2 separate regions of the Homo sapiens genome follow, and region 1 is linked to region 2. A link is an interaction called in ENCODE POLR2A ChIA-PET data of the cell type or tissue named here. Cell type or tissue: OCI-LY7. All regions are shown on one strand. Links, peaks and the distances in the headings refer to the core of each region. The heading gives the core; the rest is flanking DNA.

The links. ChIA-PET counts read pairs that join two places held together with the same protein. Peaks named below come from ENCODE experiments on the same cell type or tissue, not always from the same donor. Only the 100,000 strongest peaks of a DNase experiment are listed, where the experiment ranks them.
Region 1: POLR2A ChIA-PET joins it to region 2 with 6 read pairs; 2 of 35 experiments call an interaction of 5 or more read pairs at or near these places.

Annotation. Positions count from the first base shown.
Region 1 is chr13:23,765,138-23,773,022 of GRCh38, forward strand. The region is part of intron 16 of MIPEP (mitochondrial intermediate peptidase); the gene reads right to left. It also overlaps the pseudogene MTCO3P2. Among named protein-coding and RNA genes, the nearest start is that of PCOTH, 120 kb to the right of the region's middle. In OCI-LY7, for the core only: a CTCF peak has its summit at 5,570; no DNase peak of the experiment used is centred there.
Region 2 is chr13:23,842,047-23,849,931 of GRCh38, forward strand. The region is part of intron 10 of MIPEP (mitochondrial intermediate peptidase); the gene reads right to left. Among named protein-coding and RNA genes, the nearest start is that of PCOTH, 43 kb to the right of the region's middle. In OCI-LY7, for the core only: no CTCF peak of the experiment used is centred there; a DNase peak (open chromatin) is centred at 3,915; H3K4me3 peaks cover 288 bases.

The DNA of each region.
Region 1 (7,885 bases), core at 891-5,890, 77 kb before region 2:
TTCCACATGGCCAATCACAGGACTTGAACATGCTCAGATTTTGGTATCCATGCTCGGGGGGTGGGTCCTAGAACCAATTCCCCACAGATGCTGAGGGTCACTATACAGTAGTCCTCCCAACTCAAGTGAAAAGGTAACAGCAGCTTTCCTATCCACAGTTTCAGTTACCTATGGTCAACTTCGCTCCAAAAATAGGCAGGTGTACCATAATTACATATTTTGAGAGAGGGAGACACCACATTCATAAAACTTTTATTACAGTACATAAGTTGTCCTATCTTATTGCTGTTAATCTCTTACTGTGCCTAATTTATAAATGTCACTTTATCATAGGTATGTATGTATAGTATATATAGAGTTCAGTACTATCTGTAGCTTCAGGCATCCACCTGGGGCCTTGAAACATATCCCTTGAGAATAAGCGGAGGACCCCTATAAACCACGAGTATAGAAATGCAACCTATTGCTCTGATGTGTGTTATAAACTTCCCAAGGGCATGGCCTACATATTGTGCCCATGTCTGGACTTACTGCAGTACTGGAAGCACAACGGGAACTCGACAGCAATCTGCTGAATGAATGGATGGACAGATGGACACCATGGGATTCTTTCACAATGACATTCAATGTTACTGACAACTGGACATCTGGCTGAGATGCAGAGTCCAGGAATAATATTTCTGGTTTACAAGACCGGTGTATTGGGTTGTACTACAAGGGCAGTTTCATTTAAGTAATTTATTTTCGACTAGGGAAGTGAGTGGTATTAGGGTAAGAATGGTAGTGAAATATATTAAATACATTGACTATATACCAATGATGATGTGACACTGTCTGAGAGAGTACATTTCAAGACCACCACACAACAACCATCCAAAAAGGCCTCTGATATGGAATAATCCTATTCATTATTTCAGAAGTATTTTTCTTCGCCGGATTCTTTTGAGCATCTACCATATCTGTTTTGCAGATAAGAAGATACTATGGTGTTAAAAACAAATTTGGATCTTAGGCTGTAAATGATTTTTAAAAATAGTTCTTTGACTACATTATTTGATAGATGATGTAAGGTTTCTCAGGCTAATTTTGGTACCACATCTCCAGGTCTGGATCATGCAGAGAATCTGAGTAGGGCTTCCTAGAGTATGTTATCTCCTTCAAGCCTTAGAGACTCTAAACAAACAATGGGCTAGTAATACTGTATGAGCTCATATAATCTTGTTGTTCACACTTGCACCTGTTGTAATCAGGATAACAAGGCAGGAAGAAGCAAGTTCCTGAGCTCGTCTTCATAGAAAGACCATTTTGAGTTCTCACATTCTCTGTGTACAATATCACTGGTCTGCTAAAAAAGATACTCCAGAAGTGTTTAACGATTTAACCACAATGTAGAGCAGAGGACATATCCTTCTATTTGCCTCACACATCCATGCTCTCTCTCTCTCTCTCACTCACTCTCTCAATGTGTGGGCATGTTCCATGCATCACTGGAGACTAGTGCTTCTAACTGATAAAAAGTCCCTACTGACAGTTTACCAAAACCCATGAAATAACAGTGCCCAACAGACAGGAATTCTCCATTTGGAATATAAAGTGTTGTTAAGTGGAACAGTTATTGTGGTGGACACACTCTCAGGAGGCCCCCATGACCCATCCTCCTGATGGTCACACCTTTGTGGAATCCCCTGCCTTAAATATAGACAGAAGCTGCTCCTTGCTCCTAACCAACTGAATATGGCAGTGGTTCCGGATGTCACTCCTGTGAATACATTGTGTTATCCATGATGTCTCCATCTCGCTAGCAAGCTCACTCTAGAACACTCCTTGTTAGCTAGAGGAAGAAGGTGACCATGTTGGGAAAGCCCACTGTCAGAGGTCTGGGGGAGGACCCTGGAACCTGGGGGGCCCTCTAGGACCTGTGGGTAGCCTAGAGCCAACCGGTAAGAAGCCTGTCCTCAGTGCTATAACTGTAGGACATGAATTATGCCAATAACCTGGGTGATGCAGCCAAGCTCCCAGATGAGACTGCAGCCCTGCCAGCAACTTGCCTGCAGCCTTGTGTGACCCCCAGGCACAGCAAGCAGCTACACTGTGTTGACTCCTGATCCAAACCAACTGTGAGATAGGCACTGTTTTAAGCCACTACATTTGTAGAAATTTTTATACAGCAATTGAAAACTAATACCAATATCTATTTTTTTAAATGAGACTTAGGTTAAAAATACTATTTTGAGAATAAACGCCTGCAAATATGGAAGGTATATAAAGATATACCTTGTGTCTTTGTGAAAATGTTTGAAGGGCAGTATCTTTGTAAATTTTTTTTTTTTTTGAGACGAAGTCTCACTCTGTTGCCCAAGCTGGAGTGCAGTGGCACGATCTCGGCTCACTGTAACCTCCACCTCCCAGGTTCAAGCGATTCTCCTGCCTCAGCCTCCCAAGTAGCTGGGACTACAGGCACGTGCCACCATGCCCAGCTAATTTTTTTGTATTTTTAGTAGAGACGGGGTTTCACTATGTTGGCCAGGCTGGTCTTGAACTCCTGACCTCGTGATCTACCTGCCTCGGCTTCCCAAAGTGCTGGGATTACAGGTGTGAGCCACCACGCCTGGCCCTTTGTAAATATTTTTTAATTTTTTTTTGTAAATATTTTACTAGCTTATATTTTATAAATAGACTTGAAAAGAGCGATTTGCCCAAGGCTACTGGCAGAGATTAGTAAGTGTTCCTTCCTTCATTTTCCCCTTTTTCCTTTTAGAAACAGAATAATACCCTTTTCTTGCTAAGTGTGAACAGGACTCTCGATTGCTGTGGCAGTGACTGCATTTCCCAGATGCCCCGAGGCGTGTGGCTGTGCGACTATATTCTTGAAAATGGCTGTGAGTAAAGGTGACGTGTGCAGCTGGGTTCTGCAAAAGGAAGCTACTCGCCCTCCTTGTCCTCTTTCTCCTTTCCTGCTAGCTTTGAAATGGTGAAGACTGGAATCACCACCTTGGACTCAAAGGTGAACACCAGATGCCAGATGTTGATGAAGCTACCAGCTCACTGGTTCTATCTGCTAGCTTGATAGGCAAGGGGAGGCCAAGTTTACACCCGGCTTGATTTTACATCACTAACACCAAAACTGATGTCTATGCCACATTCATGTTGTGTATGTATGACACCTGTAACTTTTAACTTTGTTTCTACCATGTCTGCTAAAATACATATCAAAACACACCACAGAGCTATTTTTACAGCTGAAAAGAAAGTTCTTACACAAGCTATGTTAAGTAAATACTATAGTTTAAAATGTTGACCAGGCACGGTGGCTCATGTCTGTAATCCCAGAACTTTGGGAGGCCAATAAAAACAGATTGCTTGAGCCCAGGAATTTGAAACCAGCATGGGTAACATGGTGATAACCCATCTCTACCAAAAAAACAAAACAAAACAAAAACAACCCAAAAATTAGCTAGGCGTGGTAGCCCACCTATAGTCCCAGCTACTCAGGAGGCTGAGGTAAGAAGGATCACCTGAGCCTGGGAGCAGAGGTGGCAGTGAGCTGAGATCACACCACTGTACTCCAGCCTGGGTGACAGAGTGAGACTCTGTCTCAAAAACAAAACAAAACAAAAACCCACACAAAGTAGTATGGCAGATGTAATGTTAAGGACAAACAAAATATTAACTAGGAGCACATCTCTTCAGTATGCTAACCTCGACTGTTAATGTAATTTATATGTAATATTAAAAAACCCCTGGAAATACAGGATTGTGTCTATCAAAAGCAAATCTACTAGCAGAGCAGGGATGTAACTGACTCAAATGGAAATACATTTATTAGATGAGACATAGAAAGGTAACATGGATCTAATTAAGACAAATGAAAAACAACCACCACAGAACCAGAACCAACAAATACTTGCTCTTTTTCTTCCCAGTCAAAACTCTTTAACATTGCTTTTTCTCTCTCCTCCAACATCTGCTGAGAAAATGGTAAATTGCCCCGTCATTCTAAAGGAACCCATGCTAACATTGGGAAAGTGTCAGAGAAGTTAACACAGAAAATAAGGACGTCCATGGTCAGGAGAGTCAGCCCAGGACAGCAACGGGGCCTCTGTAGGAACAGGTACTGTGTCTGAACCCTGATCAGGCAGCTCTGGGAGTCAATGAAACCCCTGAGGCACACGACAAGAAGGGTTCTGTTTTTGTTTTCATGATAATCATAAGTCCTTCAGTAAAGGAGGTGTGTCTGCATAGGATCAGGGAAAATCCATGAAAGGAAAAATGGAAAAGGACATGAGTGCCCTTTGTAGACCATGAGATTTTCTCTCCAGGCATAGAGTACAACAAAAAGTGATGCAGAAAGGACAGTAACTTCTCAATGGGAAGGAGTCCAAGGGCAGGTGTATCACCAACAGATTGCACACAAGTGTGCAAGGAAGCAGGTGTGTGGGGGGAGGGCTATAACTGGGCTTTGTGGGCAGAGGCTCCATTCCTGTAGGGGCTCATAGCTTTAGAACCCAGGTCTCCGCCTGCCGTGGGGAATCAGGCAGCCAGCACCTCTACCCTGTTAGATAAACTTGCAATACAAAAAGGAGAGGGACAAATGGGACAATTTGATGTCACATACGGCTGCTATGGTCCCTTCCAAAACTCATGTTGAAACTTAATCCCCAAAGCAGCAGTATTGAGAGGTGGGGCCTTTAAGAGGTGACCGGATCATGAGGGCCCTGACTTCATAAACAGACTATCATGGGAGTGGGACTGGTGGCTTTATAAGAAGAGGAAGAGAGACCTGAGCTAGCCCATGAGCACACTCAGCACCCTTGCCATGTGAGGCCCTTTCCCATCTTGGGACTCTGCGGCGTCCCCACCAGCAGGAGGGCTCTCACCAGATGCAGATCCTCAACCTTGGATTTACATGCCTCCATTACTGTAAAAAATAAACTCCTCTTTGTAAATTACCCGGTTTCAGGTATTCTGTTATAAGCAACAGAAAATGGGCTAGGAAAGGGCCTACTGACTTCTTTCATTAAACAGGCAAGCAGAACCCTGGAATGGCTTCCTCAGACCATGTCCTGCTCAGACTTCACTTCCTGTCACTCTCCCGTTGTTCACTGTGCTCCAGACATGCCACTGACTTGCTGGTCCAGTAGCCTCCAGGTAAGCTCCTGATCCTAGCTCTCTCCTCTCTGCCTCAGATACTCTTCCCCCAGGTCGATCCATATGGCTCATTCTCACTTTCCTCAATGTCTTTTTAAATTACGCTTCTTCAACAAGACCTTCTCTGATGAGTAAAAAAAGGGGAGGGGGTCAGGATGCTGTCTCAGTGCCAATTCCAGGCACAATTGGAACAACCGGTTTCACTGCTGTCCCCCTGCCCCCAGGCAGCTGGGACCTCAGCATCGAAGTCTGTGCAGATGAACTCCCACTCCATACCCTCTTGCTCAATCAGGGCCTAACTCCCCTGCCTGCCAGCTTGGCCTCCCCCAGGTGCTCTCTGGTGTGGCTGATGTCCTGCAATTGGGCTGGAGTCCTCACCTTCAGAGCCACTCACCCACCACCAGAGACCGCCACTGCCCCCTCCCCATTAATCTAATCAGCCAGCACCTGGGATTATTTCAGTGGGAAGATTTATTGAAGAGGGGGTAGAACACACGAGTTTATTATTTTCTAATGAGTTTGTATTGTCCCTTTACAGTCTTCATAGAGAAAACTGGAGAGGCTGTCCTAACTTCACCTCAGCATTGGCCGTGGCAGCGAGGGCCTGCCCTGTGTCTTGTGCGTGCTCACCACCCTTTCCTCTGTACCTCTGCATGGCGCATAAACACTAGGCACAGAGACTTGAAAATCATCCATCTTTCCAAACCTCACTGAATTCACAACTGGCCAGCACTAGAGAGGACCCTGACCTCATGGCTGCACAGTCACTGGGGGGTGCAGACAGTAAATCCGGGATCACTGGACAGTCACACTGCAACAAGTGCTATGGGAATGCAGGCTCTGCACTTACCGGCTGCACAGCCAACACCAGATCCCACAACCACCCTGACCGTGGCCACACCCACCTCCTAGGGCTATGGCATGGGCTAAAGGAGAGAAGGGAAGGGAAAAGTGTGCACTGTGCTGGTCCTCGGGATGGTCCAGTTTGTCAGCTGCTAACAGAATCCTTTCTAAGCAGGGTGGACATCAGACACCTCTTTGTATCAGTGACTAGTGGGGTGTCTTCAATAAATATTTACACAAACAATGATAAAAGGAGCAAGAATATTAGACATAAATGACTATAATTTGGAAACAGTTTACATCTGTAAGTTCAAATTCTTTTTCTATAATTAACCAGTTTCAAAAATCAGTAAAATTATAAAGTTATCAACAAATAGGTAACATGTAACTAATTTGCTGACTACACACACACACACACACACACACACACACACACACACATCTGCATTTCTGAAGTGACAAAACAAAATTAAAATAATACTGCTATTAGCTTCTCATAAGCTTAGGCCAAGGTGTATGTGAAATACTGAAGAATGCATGACTCCTACACAGACTCTTCCCTAACAGTCATGTTTCATCTGAAACCCGTGAAATGTGGTGTTTGCACAGCCACATCCTCATTTCAGTGTCTCTTACCTATTAACCCTTACCTAATAACTCTAAATGATTCACTCAACTTCCTTGGTTTGAATAATTGCTGCTCCCCAAACTTATTTTCTCATTTTAATGGTGAAAGATCCCCCTAAGATCCTATTAAAAAGTACATCCTATTAACTTTCCTTTACATTGCCTAAGAGGTAAAAAGCCAGACGTGTGCAATTAGGAGGTGTGTCTTACGAAGGATTATGCTCCTGCTAAGATGAAACTAAATTAATAAAGACAATAAAAACAACTTCACCTCCAGGAATCCGTAACAACTGCCCCCCCACTTCCCATGTAAAGGCATTCCAGAGCTTATTAACTGCACATTCTAAAGGATAGCCCAGGGCTTGTGACAGTATGTCATTTGCAGGTCATGTTACCACCTGTATTTTGTTCAGAATAACTGACAGAAATAAAGAATGTGACTGAGCCACCGAAATGACTAAGGCTGCCTGCATTCTATCAACATGTGATCAATCCTCCCTGATTGTCTCATCTGAAGAATTTCCAAAATTCCTGATGCAAGAGTTTTTAGCAATTTTTTTTTAACAACAACAACAAAAAAAACGGCTACAGTTGTGGCTGAAATATATGGAAAACTTGGGTAATGCCAAACAGTACATATTATGGAAATTTAAAAAACATATTAGATAAAAATATTCAATACCATTAGTTAAAAGTAGTATTCACTATAAATAATGCTGCTGCGCTGAAGTATTCTTACAATTATTAGTATAAAAAGAGAATCAACTAGCATTACTTTAAAATGCTATAATATTATAGGTATTTTATATATAGAAGCTCTGTAAGAGCTTTCTTCTCACATCTCCTAAGTTTGAAGGTTTGAGGTGTAATGTTAAAAGGATCTGTGGTGAATGACAACTTGTTGAAGGCTGAGGTGAGCTGATGGCCTCATATTTCCTTCTAGATCTATAGGTTACAACGTTAAACCTAATCCCTCAGAACACTAGCCAGAACACCCTTCCCAGGAAAGCTGGTCTCTAACTTCTATGGCAATTCAGTCTCCCTCTTCCTGGGAAGGAATGGAGGCATTGAGTGTGGCCCATCACAGCCCTTCCCTGCTCTAAGACAGTGACTCTTCTTTAAAAAATTGAGATAAACATCACATACCATATAATTCACTCTTTTCAAGTGTACACTTAAATGGTTTTCAGTATATTCACAAAATTGTGCAACTTTAAAAAACTGAGATAAACATCACACACCATATAATTCACTCTTTTCAAGTGTA
Region 2 (7,885 bases), core at 1,023-6,022:
CTAGTAAGGTGAATTATTCTTCACCCAAAAATAACTTTTTCTGTTCTATATATTCCAATATAAACCAAAGCAAATCCAAAATACGTGATTTGAATGTTTACATTTGAATCATTAAGTCAAGCCAAAATATATAGCCATAGCCAAAAATAATGGCTCTAGAATATTGTAGGTTCTCATTATATGTCTACTTTTTAGGATTACCAAAATACACATTTTTTTTTCAATTGGCTTTATTTGTGATTCTAGAACTGCACAACACTTCGTTCCATAAAATGAGTCCCCACAACAAATTTATATATAAAAATATAAAAACATAGTTACTAATAAATGAATGAGTTTAGTAAGTGAACATAAATTGCACAACAAATGAGACTTTGGCTATGGACATCCACAAATTTACACCTTAATTTCTGACTGATTTTTCTTTAAACAGAATCCTAGTGTTGAAAGAGACGTTCATGATCCAGTGCCCTCGCTCCCTGGTTCGTTCACTCAAGCATGCTGTCAGCAAACCTGCGGGGTGCTGGAAGAGAAGAATGAAGAGCCTTTGTGTCTAAGCAGCTGGCACTGAAAGAGGCAGAGAAGTGAACCAACTACACTGTGTCCTGGGCCTGGTGCAGTGGGCACACGGCTGGCGCTCAACAGACAGTGCTGAAGCATGAACGAATGAGCACTGCAAAATGGGAGGGCAAAGGAGAGCATGATGACTTTACTTGTGGAGTGCAGAGTAGCACCAGGGAAAGCTTCTCGGATAGGAATCAAGAAAGAATCGGCCGGGTGCTGTGGCTCACGCCTATAATCCCAGCACTTTGGGAGGCTGAGGTGGGTGGATCATGAGGTCAGGAGTTCAAGACCAGTTTGGCCAACATGGTGAAACCCCGTCTCTACTAAAAGTACAAAAATTAGCCGGGTGTGGTGGCGGGTGCCTGTAATCCCAGCTACTCGGGAGGCTGAGGCAGAGAATTGCTTGAACCCAGGAGGCGGAGGTTGAGTGAGCCACGATTGTGCCACTGCACTCCAGCCTGGGCGACAGAGCAAGACTCTCCATCTCAAAAAAAAAAAAAAAAAAAAAAGGAATCAGACTTTGCAAGGCAGGGCTGGGATGAGGAATGGAAAATGGGAATCATAATAGGAATTCTAGGCAGAAGCGACAGTATAACTAAAGTATGATGGCATAAAATAGCCTGGTAACTTCTAGAAAGGATGTGGTTAAAGATGAAGCAGTTACCAATGCAGGGATAAATGTAGAAAGAATGGGAGCGGAGTCTGGAAAAGGCAGGCAGGGGCCAGAAAACAGAGGGCCTGGTCCACTAAGCTGAGGAACTGGGACCATGCACCATAGGCCATGGCCTCTAAGCTTCCTCACCAATGCACACTAAAATAACTTTTGAGTATTCAACCTTCTATTAGTACACTCATAAAGTATATGCATGTGGTATTGTTTTATCACATTGCAAAAAGAAAAGCAGACATTTTTATAAGTTGAGATAAAGAAAAATAAATATACATAGAATTTCTAATATTTTATGACTACACTCTCAATGAATTGCTTACAGATGCCATTTGGGAGACAGCTTCTGTAGGCCATAGGGGAGCATCTGATGTTTTCTGGAATGCTGCACAGTGGACAGCATGGAGGGTGGAATGCAGGAGGCAGGGAGGGCTGACAGGAGGACAGACTTCCAGGCTTCAGAGGGTGAACTCTGACAGAGGGCAGTGGGGTCAGGGATGAATGTGTTTTTCCTTTGAGATGCAAACGTCTCAGGACTGTGTGAGTGATTGGATTTGGAGGGTGATGAGAAAGACAGAACAATCTAGAATAACACTCAGGTTTCTGGCTTGGACAAATAAGTGGATGGTAGAGTCACTGAATCAGCCGGCACAATGAACACAAAAAAGGAAGAGGGGAATCTGGGTGTGTTTGTGGGAGAAGAGAGGAGGGTGAGGTGCAATGATGGGAGGAGGATGGAGGGCTCACAGAAAATAAACTCCATTTTGGAGGAACCGACTGTGAAGTGCCCATGAGATACCAGACACTCAGGACCCAAAGCTAAGGAGAACAAGGAGACTTCACTGTACAGATATTAGAGCCATAGAGGGAGACAGGGCCATTAGGGAAGGGCGATGCGGGCAGAGAAGGTAAAGGGCAGACCCCTGAACTACCAGAGGGAGGGGTGGGAAGGAAGACACAGAACAGTTCAGAGGTACTGAAGAACTGAGAGAAAGGAGTGCATGGAAAGAGGGGAGAAAATAAACTATAAAAGGAAGTGGTCCAGGCTTGAGGTTTCCACTCCTGCACATGAGGAGGTTGAAAGTCACCACTCCATCCTAACAAGCAGGAAGCTGAACAAGCTGAAAATCAAGAATCTTCTTAGATTCAGCAGAGAATCAAGGCCACAGAGCAAACTGCTGCCCCCAAAACTGGAAAGAAAGGCAGGCAGCCATAGAGAATCACAGCTTACCAGAGCAGAAACCTCCCATAGAACCTACTACCAAGGCAAGAAAGTTTAAACTATAATTGGTTATAAAAAGCAATTCATTTTTTTGTTTCCAGACAATAAAAACACAAAAATAAAGGAGAATAAAAAGAAACTTTACATATTAAAATTCTACCCTTCTTAAGATTATAATGAACATTTATTTTTATGGAAAAGAAACACAGTAAAGCTAGTAACACAGCTTATTTTACTAAACTATAACCTAAAAATATTTACTGTCTTATCCAATGACCATGACAATCATTATGTGTTGGGCAAAATTCAAGGAAACAATTTATCTTGGAAAAAAAATTTAAGTATAGAATATAAGTTCATATAATATTACAATATTACCCTAAAATGATTGGGAACAAATGAATTTCTAAACTGCCTGTTTTAAAATAAAAACACCTCAAAAATATTAACAATGGGCAAAAAGTATACTGTCTTGTCCCCTGGCTCACTATGCCCACCCCCAGAGGTAAATATCTTGTGTATCCTTCCAGGCATTTCCTATGCACACTCTTAGAAGCTTATGCATGTAAACTTTATGTATATATAAACCTACTTTGGCACAAATAGAATCATACCATTCACACTATCTCGCAATTTTATTTAACATAAAAATATATCAATGATATGTATTTTTACACATATATTTTTCATAAAAATATAACTTGGAATACTTTCCAGTTTAGTATATAAAGCTCTAGCCTGTTTTCTTTCATGGGTGTAGTCATCCACAGCAAACACATGACAAAGCTCATTTCATGCATCTCCTGTTGTGTTGTACATGAGCAGAGGAGGCAAGGTCAATGAGAGCCTGAAGCATCAATGGGGGAAGCATCCGACCACTGACATCGTTTGGAATTTCCCACATATGGGGATATTAAAGGAACCCAGACTTTTCATCAGTTTTATTATTGATTTTAACTTTTTTACAGAAAATGCATCCCGTTAGGCCACACCCAGAGCTCACTTCCCTGCCTTGGTCTGCCTCTGTTCCTTTTAACTGACGGTAAGCTGCTGTTAGTTTATCTGTTAAAGTGATGCCATAGTGAAATGTCCTTGTCACACCCACACAAGCCTATCCATAAGATAAACTGAAGAAATGGCATTGCTGCAAAGAGTACAAGATCTTAAGTTTTTTGATATGTATTTCCAAATTATCCTCTAAAAAAAGCTGTTTCTAACTTACATTCCTACCTGCAGTGTATGAAAATACCTAGTGCTCTCACTCTCGCCAATGTAATTCTGTTACGTTTCTTTTAATGCTTCCTTTATTTTCCTTCTTTAGCTATGTGTGCTGCATTTCCTTTTTCTTTCTAATAATTTGATATATTAGTGATATTTATAGTCTATATTTTAGCTTCTCTGGTGGTTTCTCTATTGTTTTTAATTTTTTTTTTTTTTGAGACGGAGTCATGCTCTATCACCCAGGCGTGCAGTGGCATGATCTCAGCTCACTGCAACCTCCACCTGCTGGGTTCAAGCGATTCTCCTGCCTCCTAATTTTGATACTTTTGGTAGATACGGGCCTCTATTGGTTTTAAAATAAACATTTATTTATTGGTTTAGCAATTTTAGATAATATTTACTGATTCCCCTCCTCCTGCCTTGACCTCCTGATCTGTCTTGTTGTTACATATAGATATAGATATATTGATGCTCTTTTTCTTAATTTTGCTAGGCACCAGAGAGGAGAAGAATAGAGATATGCCCTTTATTTTGCCAACATTTACTGGATCTCCCCAGAATGCATACAATGGGGGAATAGCTGCTATTAGTAGTAAGGAAGAAGAGGAGAGACATGACAAAATCCTGTGCTTTAGAAAGATTATTCTGGCAGTGACATGTAGGTCAGTTTAAAATGCAAAGATTCATGATTATTATAGCAAGAGGAAGTTCAATATAGTTTGTGTATCCCTTATCCAAAATGCTTGGGATATGTTTTGGATTTTGGATTTTTTTTTCTATTTTGGAAAATTTGCATATACATAATGAGATATCTTGGGGATGTGACCTATGTCTAAACACGAAATTTATTTGTTTCATATACACCTTATATACATAGCTTGAAGGTAATTTTACAGAATAGTTTAAATAATTTTGTGCATGAAACAAAATTTTAACTGTATTTTCACGACAATCTGTCACATGAGATCCACTTGTGGTGTCATGTTGGCACTCAAAAAGTTTTGGATTTTGAAGCATTTCAGATTAGAAATGCTTGACCTGTATTGCAAATATGTTGCCCATTTTTCCCTAAATTTAATCTACAAACAGAAAACTATCACTACCAAATGATGATGATGATGATGATGATGATGGTAACTAACATTTGGTGAGTACTCACTATGACAGTGGGCTAAGCCCTTTATACATATCTCATTTAACAGCAAAAACGATCCTTTAAGGTAATACTATCACCCTATGTTACAATGGAGAAAACAGGTTTACAAGACAGTAAGTAACCTTCCCAAGGCTACGACAACAACTAAGTAGAAGGCCTGAGACCATCCTTTATAACTGCATGATAACAGCATGGAAGTTGAAAAAAAATCAACAGGAGGGCACATCTTTGTTTAGGCTGAGGTACTGAAGTTTTTCACAAATATCTGTTACAAGTTAAAGCAAGTACTAAAGGAAGCACAGTAATTGTATCATTCATTCTTACACACATTTCCCAAAATGCTTTCAAGAGTGAGGAGCTACTGGTCACAATGAGAACACTACATCCCTGCATTGACTCCTACGGCAGCCTAACAGTGAACAAAGATTGAGAACGATCAATTTAGAGAAGTAAAAAGAGAAATGAGTGTGGTGATAAAAAAGGAGAGAACAGGAAGTCTGAGGGTATGTGTTGAAGAAAGAATTTTAAGAAACTGGACATGGTAAGCGCCGTCAAAAACTGCAGACATTAGGATCTCAAATCCAAGCTAAAAAAAAAAAAAAAACCCAAACAGAAAACTACAGACATCACGGATGTTGAGCAGTAAAACAAATTACTGAATTTCATGCTGGCAGGTGGCTGATAACCTGGAAACACTAGCTGGGTAGACTGACAGGCCTATAAACCAGACTGTAGCTATTAGAAAGAGGAGGCATCAGGAGAGAGTAGGACTGGGGGAAGTTCGGCAGGAAAAAAATGAGATAGTACCACAGTCTCTCCAACTGTCACAGAAGGGTAATTATTTGTGTTGTAAGATAAGAGATATCTTAGCAGGTCTGCAGGCAAAGGGTTTGAAGCTAATACAAAGGAAGAGATGGTGATTGTGATAAAGTTAGAATAACTGGTGAAGCAAGATCTATAGTGGTTTGAGATAATATTATCTTATATTGTCTTGGTGCTTCACAATTTACAAAGCACTTTCACATCAAGAATCAAGAATCTCCTTATTCCTTACATGATTCTGTGAGACAGGTGGAGCAAGAATTATTACCAGAATTATTGTTCGTTTTACTTGAGGAATCTCAGGCTCAAAGAGGCTTGTGACAGTCTAAGGCAATCTGGAATACAAGAAAGAGCCCTGGGTTTGAAAATACTATTTCTCATTGGTTCCATGCTTTGAGCAAGTTACTTAGGTTTCTGAAGCTTCAGTTTCCTCACCAGTAAAGTAGAAATACTTTCCAGGCTCCATTAACAATTACAGAAACACATGCAATGAACCTGGCATGGTTCCTGGAGAAAAGCAGGCACACTGTAAATTATAGCCACTATTATTGCTGTTAGACAGAGACACGGACAGGGACAAGACTAAACCCAGCGGTTTCTACTTCTATTCCAGTTCCCTTCTTCTACTCCTATTCCAGTTCCCTTCTATTCCCCAAAGCTGACCTTACCTCTAAAAAGAAATGCAACACTGTGTCAAGAAGCTGTGTAGATGCAGTAAACTTTCATTAATCACCTGCCATGTGCCTGCATGACAACTCCTCAGTGTGGAAAGATGAACACATTGTAACAATAATGACGACCAATCCAAATGATCAGGGGCAGAGGAGCACTGCAAACAAGGCATTGGCTCAAAGATGAGGCTGTGGTCAGTTACACCTGGCAGAGGGGAGAAGCTGGGAATGGGAGGAACAGAGAGAACTACAAAGAAGAGGCAGCATCTGGAGCACACCTGGAAAGATGAGGCTCCTAGAAGAGGGGGAGGGCACTCAAAGGGGAAGAAAGAGGGCAGCAAAGGCCCAAGGGGATTCAAGCAAATGGGGCAGACAAGCTCAAGCAAGCACTAGTGCCTTAGTCCTCACTCAGCTGCCTCAGCCATCCAGAGCGAGACTACATGCCTCTCCACACCCTCAGTGACTCTCACCAAATGCAGGCTACTTCCTTCCTGAAGAAAAGCCAGAAGGAGAGAGGTCCAGAGAGGGTGGAAGAGATTCAAAAAGCTACAGGGTGTTTCCCGCAGCTCCAACCCACATCTGAGGGGCCCCAAGGAGCAGTCCCACATGACCAGCCAGTCAGGAGGGCGTGACTGCTGTGCTCTCAGCTCACGTCTTCAACACGGAGTGAAAAAACATGCACAGAGGGTGTTTGGGTGGTCACAGGCCCCAGTACAGCCCTCCACGCCAGGCTCATCATGTGGCTCCGCCTGCCTCCACAGAGCACTCCGAGGCTGAGGCCGACCTGTGAACAACCAACTGCACCATCTCCATCCACAGCTTCCTTATCTGCATAGATGCTACACATAAGAACATTTTCCTCTCTCATCTAGAGACCCAAGACAGTGGGAAAGCACCATGGGCAGCATATAGGACCTCACAGCACAGCAGAGCCACAACCAGCAGAGACAGAGCTTAGATGCATTTTGAGGATTTGGCTTCAGTGCCATCCCTGTCACCACCTCAGACTCTTCTACAGTTTTACAAGAATTTTATGACTATTTTTTGTAAAGAATTCCATGGATCTGGACCCAGAAGTAAGGGATCTCTAGAACCCTTTGATTCCTCTGAAGAAAGAAAGTGGAAGAAAATTGTGTTATCCACTACAGGTGACTGAATAAGTCCAATAAACACTCTGCTATTCTGGTTTATAATACGTTACATATGAGTTTACAGATTTTCAGCAAAGAACCAGAACATACCACTATCAACATGATACAATGGTATAATTAGGTCTTTTAAATTAAGAACAATAGAATTTAGTAATGTATCAAAATCTTCATCTAATCTTCATCCAACACTAATTATGATTGAAATGAGCACAGAAATATCAGTCAAGAAGAGACTTTCAACTGAAGAATTCATCATTGTAAACTGAATTTTAAAAAAGTCAATGGATCACTGTATTTATGAAGCACACTCTATGAGTCAGACTTATATTTCAACCTCTGACGCACCTGGAATTAAGGTAAAGAAAGAACTTGGATATTACGTCCAAACACCATGGCCTCAAACTTAGTGAA